2 separate regions of the Homo sapiens genome follow, and region 2 is linked to region 1. The links are chromatin loops, found by intact Hi-C in ENCODE. Cell type or tissue: heart right ventricle. All regions are shown on one strand. Links, peaks and the distances in the headings refer to the core of each region. The heading gives the core; the rest is flanking DNA. Region 1 overlaps LINC02634 (long intergenic non-protein coding RNA 2634). Region 2 holds the start of GJD4 (gap junction protein delta 4).

Region 1 (5,373 bases), core at 261-5,260:
GGGATCACTTGAGGTCAGGAATTCAAGACCAGCCTGCCAACATGGTGAAACCCTGTCTCTACTAAAAATACAAAAATTAGCTGGGTATGGTGGCTTGCCTCTGTAATCCCAGTTACTTGGGAGGCTGAGACAGGAGAATTGCTTGAACCCGGGAGGCGGAGGTTGCAGGGGGCCGAGATTGAGCCACTGCACTCTAGCCTGGGTGCCAGAGTGAGACTCTGTCTCAAAAAAAAAAAAAGAATTTCCCGAGATGTACTTATGCAAATAGCAACTCAATCTAATAAGCCTCTTCATGGAATGCCCAGGAGGTTATTTTCCAGGTTTCAATGAAGTTTTTACCAATAAACAAGAGGTGCTTCTTGGAGAGGGCATAGAACAGGCAGCCTCAACGATCCCCATCCTCACAAATTCACTCCCAGGAATAGACTAAGGCAGCAAAAGACTCTTGTTGCCACAGATGATAAAAGATGGCGTTTTTACATACAGTGCTTCTAGTATCCCACACATTTATGGGGGGCCACCAGTCATACACCTATTAATCTGTGACACGAGGCAGGCTCTCCTGGGATTGGACTTTCCCAGGACTAACCAGGCAGCAGGGGTTGAGACAACAAAAGCACCTTATAAATAGGACTCATTGGCCGGGCGCAGTGGCGCGTGCCTGTAATTCCAGCTACTCAGGAGGCTGATGCAAGAGAATCGCTTGAACCTGGGAAGCGGAGGTTGCAGTGGGCTGAGATCACACCACTGCACCCCAGCCTGGGTGACAGAGCGAGACTCTATCTAAAAAAAAACAATGACAACAACAAAAAAACTGCAGAGCCAGCTGGCACAGTGGGCTTCTGGGGGTTCTAGATCCATGTTCTACCCTAGGGCACCCCTCTTTATGACAGATCAATACCAAAATACAAGGGAAAAGACTGAGAGAAAAAGGATCAGACAATACCAATATTCATGCCTAAAAATATACCAGAATCGCTACGTAACCCAAGACTAGTCACACAAATCCTTTTCTCCAATTAATCAAGATTTTAGGCAAGGGAAAAGAGACAAACAGTGATTTCTGCTGTCTGCTTGACCGGATTTCACGGAGAGAGGCCGGAAGCCTGGCTGGTAGGAATTTCTTACCCTTCTGATGCTTTGTCAGGTCCTGGGTTCCCTGGACTGTGGCTTCCAGAAAAGTAGAGCAGCTTTAGGATCCTGTCTGTGACGCCAACACTGTAGGGGCCAAGGGAAACCTTCCCAAAGGTTTGCTGAACATCAACAGACAAAGGCAGATTATTAAGAGACAAAGCTTGCAAATCTATTAACATGCATAGGGGAAAATCACAGAACGATCACCCCAGCTTCCCAGTGAAGCACAGAAGCTTTTCTGCCTTTTTTTTTTTTTTTTTTGAGACAGAGTCTCGCTCTGTTGCCCAGGCTAGAGTGCAGTGGTGCCATCTCGGCTCACTGAAACCTCCACCTCCCAGGTTCAAGTGATTCTCATGCCTCAGCCTCCAGAGTAGCTGGGAATACCCCACCACCACACCCGGCTAATTTTTTGGATTTTTAGTAGATATGGGGTTTGGCCATGTTGGCCAGGCTGGTCTTGAACTCCTGACCTCAAGTGATCCACCCACCTGGGCCTCCCAAAGTGTTGGGATTACAGGTGTGAGCCACCAGGCCCAGACTTTTCTACCTTTTTTTTTTGAGACGGAGTCTCGCTCTGTTGCCCAGGCTGGAGTGCAGTGGCAGGATCTCGGCTCACTGCAAACTCCGCCTCCCAAGTTCATGCCATTCTCCTGCCTCAGCCTCCCAAGTAGCTGGGACTACAGGCACCTGCCACCACGCCCTGCTAATTTTTTGTATTTTTTTTAGTAGAGACAGGGTTTCACTGTGTTAGCCAGGATGGTCTCGATCTCCTGACCTTGTGATCCGCCCGCCTCGGCCTCCCAAAGTGCTGGGATTACAGGCGTGAGCCACCACACCCAGCCTCTACCATTTTGAGATTACAGAAAAAATGGGGGCTCCGAGCATGGCCCCAAAAAGTTTATGGTGGTAAGTCAGGTGACAGTGGCAAGACAGATTATGGATGGGAGAGAAAAGGACGCCTGGCTAGCAAAGGTGGTCTTGTTATGCAGCTGAAACCTCACGGGTAGCAGCCCTCAGAGAGAAGAGGTGGGAAATATTCCTTTCAGATCTTGAGAGATGTCAGACTCTCAGTTCATCTTTCCTAGATCTGGACCAGGGAGGACCTCAGAAAGCCTGGCTGCAGGGATGCAGATTTGCTCTACAGATGCAAAAAGCTCAACGCAAAAGACAGCTTTGCAGGGCTGCTTAGCTCTCTGAAGAGCTATCTCAAAATATGTCAACAAAGGATATTTTGGGGTGAAATATTTTGGTTTCCTTCAATATCTCAGGTCCTTTGGAGCTTAAAATCAAGTTATCTGACCAGACCTATGATCTGATTTCTTTTGAGAACTTAGAAGAAAACTTAGAATGAAATAACAAGAACAAGCCATGGGAATGTTGGGAAAATGAGAGGCTGGAGTTGGATGTTTTGATCCTCAGAATCCTCACTTAACAAATGAGGAGTAAAACACTGTATATATAGTGTATGTCTCTATATACAGATATACAGAGTTGCTGGATTAATGTATTTGGGACATTCTTAGGTTAAAAAATTAATTTTTAAATCTGAACTGTAAATATTACTGGGTGTCCTGTATTTTTATTTGCTAAATCTGGCAGCCTTAGTAATTTTAAACAAAAAAATTAAATATAATGTTTGCTAAAAAATAGACTCTATTAATCAATTTCAATCATTTTCTCCAAAACCTTCCTAGGAGAAATTACTGTTTTAAGAGGGCCAAGGTGTTTAAGTCGCGCTGACTAAAATTTGCTAACTGACCTCTAGAGGGAGCCAAATTGATAAAGAAACCGAAATGACATCCTAAATCCAGAGAATTTCTCTCTTTTTCCTTTTCTTTTTTTTTTTTTTTTTTTTTGATGGAGTCTTGCTCTGTCGCCCAGGCTGGAGTGCAATGGCGCGATCTCGGCTCACTGCAACCTCCACCTCCCGGGTTCAAGCGATTCTTCTGCCTGAGCCTCCAGAGTAGCTGGGATTACAAGCTCGCACCACCACCCCTGGCTAATTTCTTCTGTTTTTAGTAGTGACTTTTAGTATTTTTCGTAGACATGACCGGGCGCGGTGGCTCACGCCTGTAATCCCAGCACTTTGGGAGGCTGAGGCGGGCGGATCACGAGGTCAGGAGATTGAGACCATCCTGGCTAACATGGTGAAACCCCGTCTCTACTAAAAAAAATACAAAAAAAATTAGCCGGGTGTGGTGGTGGGCGCCTGTAGTCCCAGTTACTCAGGAGGCTGAGGCAGGAGAATTGCTTTAACTAGGGAGGCGAAGGTTACAGTGAGCCGAGTTTTTGCCACTGCACTCTAGCCTGGCGACAGAGCAAGACTCCGTCTCAAACAACAACAACAACAACAAAATGATGCCATTATAACAATCTATGACCCAGCCAGGTTTGTCTCAAAATATAAAGAGGGAGAGGCCGGGCACGGTGGCTCACACCTGTAATCCTAGCACTTTGGGTGGCAGAGGTGGGCAGATCACTTGAGGCCAGGAGTTCGAGACCAGCTTGGTCAACATGATGAAACCCCGTCTCCAGTAAAAATACAAAAATTAGCCGGGCGTGATGGTGCGCACCTTTAATCTCAGCTACTCAGGAGGCTGAGGCAAGAGAATTGCTTGAACCTGGGAGACAGAGGTTGCAGTGAGCCGAGATCATGCCACCATACTCCAGCCTGGGCAAGAGAGTGACAGTCCATCTCAAAAAAAAAAAAAAAAAAAAAAAAAAAAAAAGACAGCATTTGGGGCCGAGTGTGGTGGCTCATACCCGTAGTCCCAGCATTTTGGGAGGCCAAGGCAGGAGGATCCTTGAGGCCACAAGTTCAATGCCAGGCTGTGCAACATCTCTACAAAAAACACATTAGCTGGGCATGGTGTTTCATGCTGGTAGTCCCAACTACTCAGGAGGCTGAGGCAGGAGGATCACTTGAGCCCAAGAGTTGGAGGCTGCAGTGAACTATGCACCACTGCACCCCAGCCTGGGTGACAAAGACCCTGTTTCATTTAAAAAATAATAATTTTAATGAATTATTTAATTCAAATAAAGAGGGAACACTTGGAATTTAGAAAACCCTATCTCTTCAAAAGCCTATTTTGCAAGTCTGTGGTCTCAGAAAATTTCAAAAGCAAAGACTAGACTGCAAAAATTGAACATTTACTCTTTCTCTTTGCCTTTTTTTTTTTCTTTGACAGAGTCTCACTCTGTCTCCCAGGCTGGAGTGCAGTGGCACGATCTTGTGCCTCAGCCTCCTGAGTAGCTGGGACTACAGGTGTGCGCCACCACACCTGGCTAATTTTTTGTATTTTTAGTAGAGATGGGGTTTCACTATGTTGGCCAGGCTGGTCTTGAACTTCTGACCTCAGGTGATCCACCGGCCTTGGCCTCCCAAAGGGTTGGGATTACAGGCGTGAGCCACCGTGCCTGGCCTTGCCTTCTTGACACAAAAATTATAATCCTGCATGAGGCAGATGCGTGATGCCAACAGAATAAGGAAAGGTCATATACATGTCGGGGGACCCAAGCATATTATGTATTTAATATCCCAATAATGACCCTTACAATGTTATTCAGTGTCACAGCCAATCTGGCTTCATCAAGTACCTTTTTTTTTTTTTAAGAGAGATGGGGTCTTGATATGTTGTCCAGGCTGTAGTGCAGTGGCTATTCACAGATGTGATCATAGCACACTGTGGGCTCTAACTCCTGGGCTGAAAGTGACCCCCTCCCACCTGAGCCTCCCCAGTAGCTCTCTGCTAATTTCTTTTCTTTTTTTTTTCTTTTTGAGACAAGGTCTTGCTTTGTCACCCAGGCTGGGGTGCAGTGGCTATTCACAGGCATGATCATAGTGCATTGCAGCCTCAACCTACCAGACTCAAGTGGTCCACCCATCTCAGTCTCCTGAGTAGCTGGAACTACAGGCACATGCCAGCACACTTGGCTATTTTTTTTTTTTTTTTTTGGTAGAGACAGGGTCCCACTTTGTTGCTCTGGCTGATCTTGAACTCCTGGGATTAAGCAGTCCTCCCACCTCAGCCTCCCACACTGCTAGGATTACAAGTATGAGCCACCACACCTAGCTCCTGCTAATTAAAAAAAATGTTTTTTAGAAACAGGGCCTGGCTATGTTGTCTCAAACTCCTGGCCTCAAGCAATTCTCCTGCCTCAGCCTCCTGAGTAGGTGGTACCACAAGTGCATGCCACCATGCCCGGCCTCAAGTACTTTCCTATGTCTAATGTTTAGCC
Region 2 (5,373 bases), core at 150-5,149, 370 kb after region 1:
TCTTGCTTTGAGGCCCAAGGTAGAGTGCAGTGGCATGATCATGGCTCACTGCAGCCTTGACCTCCTGGGCTCAAGTGATCCTCCCACCTCAGCCTCCTGAGTAGCTGGGATCACAAGCATGCCAACACTTGGTTAATTTAAAAACATTTTTGTAGAGATGAGGCTCTCTATGTTGCCCAGGGTGATCACTTGAACTTCCGGCCTCAAGTGATCCTCCATCCTCGGCCTCTCAAAGTGCTGGGATTACAGATGTGAGCCACAGGGCCCATGCTGACCACTTGCGTTTAGTGAACTATCCCAGTTTGGCATCTTGTACACTTCAGCCCGACTCCCAGCTGGTTTCTTTGGCCATGGGTTGAACACAGCACTCCCCACATCTTCTCTCTAATCCACAGACACATACAGAAACCTTCCCATCGGTGCTGGGATGCTCTTACAGAGAGTCGGGAGTTGATGCCCAGATGCCTCCACCTTCTCTGCTTCCCTTACCTCCAGCTAGCTTCAGGTAGCCACTGGAGTTAGGATTTCTTTTCTTTTTTGAGATGTAGTCTCGCTCTGTCACCCAGGCTAGAGTACAGTGGTGTGTGATCTGGGCTCACTGCAACCTCCGCCTCCTGAGTTCAAGTGATTCTCCTGACTCAGCCTCCCAAGTAGCTGGGACTACAGGTGCCCACCACCATGCCCGGCTAATTATTGTATTTTTAGTAGAGATGGGGTTTCGCCATGTTGGCCAGGCTAGTCTTGAACTCCTGACCTCAGGTGATCCACCCACCTCAGCCTCCCAAAGTGCTGGGATTTACAGGCGTGAGCCACCGCGCCTGACCAGAGTTAGATTTCCAAGTAAAGCAAAATGTCACCTAGCAGGAGAGAGGAAAAAAAGAGAAAGAGAAAAAAGACAAGGAATGGGGATGGGGTAGACTTCAAGGAGGAAGAGCAAAGGTGACCAGGATGAGAAGGGAGATGGGTGGGCATGGGCTGCTCAGAAGATGCCCTGAAGGGTGGGACCAGAGGAGCCAACCCTGAGAAGCGCCTGTCACTGACACTGGGTCATTCTTTACATTTCAAAATCATTTTCACATCTCTGGTCACATTTGCATATCACAGTCACTGTGAGTGGGTGAAGAACACATTCTTTTTTTCTGCTTCACTGATGAGAAAACCGAAGCATGAAAAGCTGCAGTGATTTGCTCATGGTCGCGCAGGGCTAATTTATTCCACATTTGGGATGGGCTATTTCTATCACACAGCAAGAGTCAGTAATTGCTTTCCTGATATTTCATTTTTTTTTTAAAGCCAATACCATGAGCAGTCTATTAGGAGACAAATTCTCCTTTATTTTATACTTACACCCTGTGACTATTTCAATATTTTTACTTAACTACAATTTCTCAAATTTCCTTGCTCATGTCGAAGCATTTGACTAAAATATAGCAAAACCACTGTTCCTTTCAAGGGGGTCAAAACGTTTTCCGTGGATGGGAGCATGTCATGTGAGCAAAGATGAAAGTAGCTTTGTTGCACTCTTCTGGGAATCTTTCTAGGGATATTACTAAAGTCAAGAATAGATCAGAAATGAAGAAAAGATGGGGATATAAAGAATAGCTTTCATGGAAAATTGAAATCATTCCTTTTAAAGTTTACAATTTCCACCCTGATCATAGATCCCCAACCCTGCAGGATGGGTTCTTCCCAGATATGAAGGTGGCTGCAGCGATAGGATTTTGACGCAACTGTGATTGATGTCAGCAGGTCCAGACCGTGATATTTCATGACAGATTTAACAGACATTTATTAAGTAGATTCAATGGGAACAGCTCCAGGCTAGATGGGGCTGGGAGATACAAAGGGAAGATGTAATCTGTGAAGGTCGTAGAGGCCAATTAGGGATTGAAATCCCACGGATATGGGTTGTCGTACACCCACTTCACACCAGTTGCTCTTATTCTACACCATCATTTCACATAAGCCTCCCACAAATGGCAAGTGGAATGGCATGATTCTCCTTATTGCAAGATGAGGCTATCTGGAAGGATCCAATGACTTCCCCAGTGAGTAGGGGGCTGCCCCGGGCTTTGCACCCAGGCTTTTGTCTCCAAGCGAAGAGTTGTCACTCACTGCACAGGAAGCAGCAGGAGAATAACCAAGTCACGGTCTAAAGTTGGGACACCCAACTGAGTTTCAGATTTCTGCCTGCACCAATGACACAGGAATTCAGAATAAGGGCGAGATCCTTGTGGGTTCGTGTGATGGTGGCATGGCGATTCATGCTTGATTGAGAAGACAAAACGTGAACACTTTAAGGGCTTCTTGCACAAGTGAAGTGGTTGTGGAAATGTTTTCAAGGAGGAAATGCCTTTTTAATAGAGAAATTTACTTGGCTAGTTAGCAGAAGTTTTCTTTCTTGGGTTAAAAGTAGTTGCTGCTATTATATCCTGAAGCATCTGGCTGTCCTGGTGGGGACATATGAGCGCTGCCACAGGCCGGGAATATCCCAGGCGAGTAAGAATAGCCCACAATAAGAGATGACTGCTGCTTGCTCTGCTGGTCACTGCAGTTGTCAGGAATGTTTCGCCTCAGAGGCAAACGGCTTAGGGCCGTCTCAACTTGGAGACAGAAAAACCCACCTCCTACTCCTGGCTCAGACCTTTGCTTTCTTATCTCCAGCTCACACCTTTAAGTCTTATGTAGTTAAAGGACATTTATCCGCCTCCTTGGAGAACACAGCCCTCCAGTGTCTCCTGCAGCCTGGAGCCTGGGACATTCTGGAAGCATGGAAGGCGTGGACTTGCTAGGGTTTCTCATCATCACATTAAACTGCAACGTGACCATGGTGGGTGAGTATTGGGACCATCTCCAAACTCCTGCGCTGTTTTTATTTCCACTGCCATGGTGGAATTGAGTCCTTAAAGGGTCCAGGTATTTACTCATTTTCAGTGTGCAAGCACCAAGCTGAAAGTCCACCCACTCCCAAAAGAAAGGGCTGTGCCTTTCTGGAGGGAAGAGAGCTGAGGCTTCTAGTTTCTTTGAATGGTTCCGCGGTTCCTCCGTCATGTAAGGGAGTCTTGCGTTTGACATTGTTCTCTCACAGATCATCCTGTGCTGACACTGGGGTGCTGACTCCAAAGACCAAAGCAGGTGGAGGGGTGTTTGTGTGCAACCCTGGTGTGGCTACGTTACCAGGAAAAGGAACAGAACAACAAATGTTAATCAGAAGGTGATACCTTTAGGTTTTATTCTGGAAGCTTGGTTTTTTTTTTTTGTTTTTGGAGACAGAGTCTCACTCTGTTGCCCAGGCTGGAGTGCAGTGATGCAATCTCAGCTCACTGCAACCTCTGCCTCCCGGGTTCAAGTGATTCTCCTGCCTCAGCCTCCCGAGTAGCTGGGACTACAGGCGCCTGCCACCACGCCCAGCTAATTTTCTGTGTTTTTAGTAGAGACGGGGTTTCACCGTGTTAGCCAGGATGGTCTCGATCTCCTGACCTCGTGAGCCACCCGCCTTGGCTTCCCAAAGTGCTGGGATTACAGGCGTGAGTTACCACGCCTGGCCTGGAAGCTTAATTTTTAAGGAGTAGCCATTTCTCTTGTGCACTTTAAACCAAATCCCAAGTTTAGTTATTTTTTTTAACAAAGAAAATAATAGATTTTTGTTTAATGCAGACGACTCACATTTTCAGAGAGGTATGGGGGTCAGAAAAGGATGAATATATGCCGGAGATGCAGTTGATACTTTTCTGGCTCATTATTTTGTAGATTTAGACAAAACCAACTTGATGTTAAAAGTTCAACTCAATGACTCATCACATAATGATATTATTCTTTGTTTGACTGTCTTTACATATTTATTTTTGTTTTGTTTTTATGATGTCAGGCGATGTTTCTCTCATCACAAAACACAATATTCACAAGTTATTTTGGCTGAGTTTTAAACATGTTTCGAAACAGTTGGCCGGTGCCATGAAAATAGGGCTTGACAGTTATTTTGGTTTTCTAGCTTGGTGTCATTCCTTCACGATACATTGAAGAAAGACAAGCCCCATTCATTCCTAATAACTGGAAAAGGGGAAGAGGAATTCTGAATGATTAAAAAATCTGAAAAATGGAATGTTCATAAAGAAATTCAATTTCAAGGGCCGTAGACTAACATTAAATACAAGCCCTGTGATTAAATAGAGATCCCTGGACTGTTGTCATAAGTAAGATTTACTGAAATCAGCAGCTCGAATTGGCAGTTACAGAAATACACCAACCTCTTTTAAAAGGCTTATTCTCCTAAGAAGAAAATTTAAATCTTATTTAAATCATTAATTTGCTCAGCCAAACTTTCTTTCTGGACCTATCAGTCCAGGAGACATTACCAAAAGTCTGAATTAGCAGACAGATTAAAACACTTTTAATATAATGCTTTTTAAAAATCTACTCATCTTGAAGCATCTTACAAACAAGGATGTTCAGTGCTCAGTAAATATTTGTCAAATGAACTACCTGATGCTGTGAGTAAAGACAAGCTGACAGGTGTGGTGGCTCATGCCTGTAATCCCAGCTACTCAAGAGGCCAAGGCGGCAGGAGCACTTGAGGCCAGGAGTTCAAGACCAGCCTGGGCAATATAGCACGACCCTGTGTCCAACAACAACAACAACGACAACACAAACAAACAGAAAACTAAAGACATGCTTATTGACGTTTCAATTTCCCAATCTCAGCCCCAATAGACACTTTAAAGCTGTTACTCAGGGCAGTGTATTCGGGGTGATGAGGCCATGCCCGCTTCCTCTCTTCCAGGAAAGCTCTGGTTCGTCCTCACGATGCTGCTGCGGATGCTGGTGATTGTCTTGGCGGGGCGACCCGTCTACCAGGACGAGCAGGAGAGGTTTGTCTGCAACACGCTGCAGCCGGGATGCGCCAATGTTTGCTACGACGTCTTCTCCCCCGTGTCTCACCTGCGGTTCTGGCTGATCCAGGGCGTGTGCGTCCTCCTCCCCTCCGCCGTCTTCAGCGTCTATGTCCTGCACCGAGGAGCCACGCTCGCCGCGCTGGGCCCCCGCCGCTGCCCCGACCCCCGGGAGCCGGCCTCCGGGCAGAGACGCTGCCCGCGGCCATTCGGGGAGCGCGGCGGCCTCCAGGTGCCCGACTTTTCGGCCGGCTACATCATCCACCTCCTCCTCCGGACCCTGCTGGAGGCAGCCTTCGGGGCCTTGCACTACTTTCTCTTTGGATTCCTGGCCCCGAAGAAGTTCCCTTGCACGCGCCCTCCGTGCACGGGCGTGGTGGACTGCTACGTGTCGCGGCCCACAGAGAAGTCCCTGCTGATGCTGTTCCTCTGGGCGGTCAGCGCGCTGTCTTTTCTGCTGGGCCTCGCCGACCTGGTCTGCAGC

The links. A loop is a pair of places that touch in the nucleus more often than their neighbours do. Peaks named below come from ENCODE experiments on the same cell type or tissue, not always from the same donor. Only the 100,000 strongest peaks of a DNase experiment are listed, where the experiment ranks them.
Region 2: it touches region 1 in a loop (3-fold over the local background); 42 of 110 quality-filtered maps call a loop at or near these places.

Annotation. Positions count from the first base shown.
Region 1 is chr10:35,237,299-35,242,671 of GRCh38, forward strand. It overlaps LINC02634 (long intergenic non-protein coding RNA 2634), which reads right to left. Exons shown (of 3, transcript XR_930819.3): 2 at 1,129-1,253. Among named protein-coding and RNA genes, the nearest start is that of LINC02634, 4.7 kb to the right of the region's middle. In heart right ventricle, for the core only: a CTCF peak has its summit at 2,885 (motif pointing right); no DNase peak of the experiment used is centred there.
Region 2 is chr10:35,602,798-35,608,170 of GRCh38, forward strand. GJD4 (gap junction protein delta 4) reads left to right here and starts at 2,544. Exons shown (of 2, transcript NM_153368.3): 1 at 2,544-2,834; 2 at 4,781-5,373. The coding sequence starts at 2,771. It overlaps GJD4-AS1 (GJD4 antisense RNA 1), which reads right to left. Exons shown (of 2, transcript NR_199600.1): 1 at 4,729-5,373; 2 at 1,765-3,168. In heart right ventricle, for the core only: no CTCF peak of the experiment used is centred there; no DNase peak of the experiment used is centred there; H3K4me3 peaks cover 613 bases; H3K27me3 peaks cover 1,744 bases.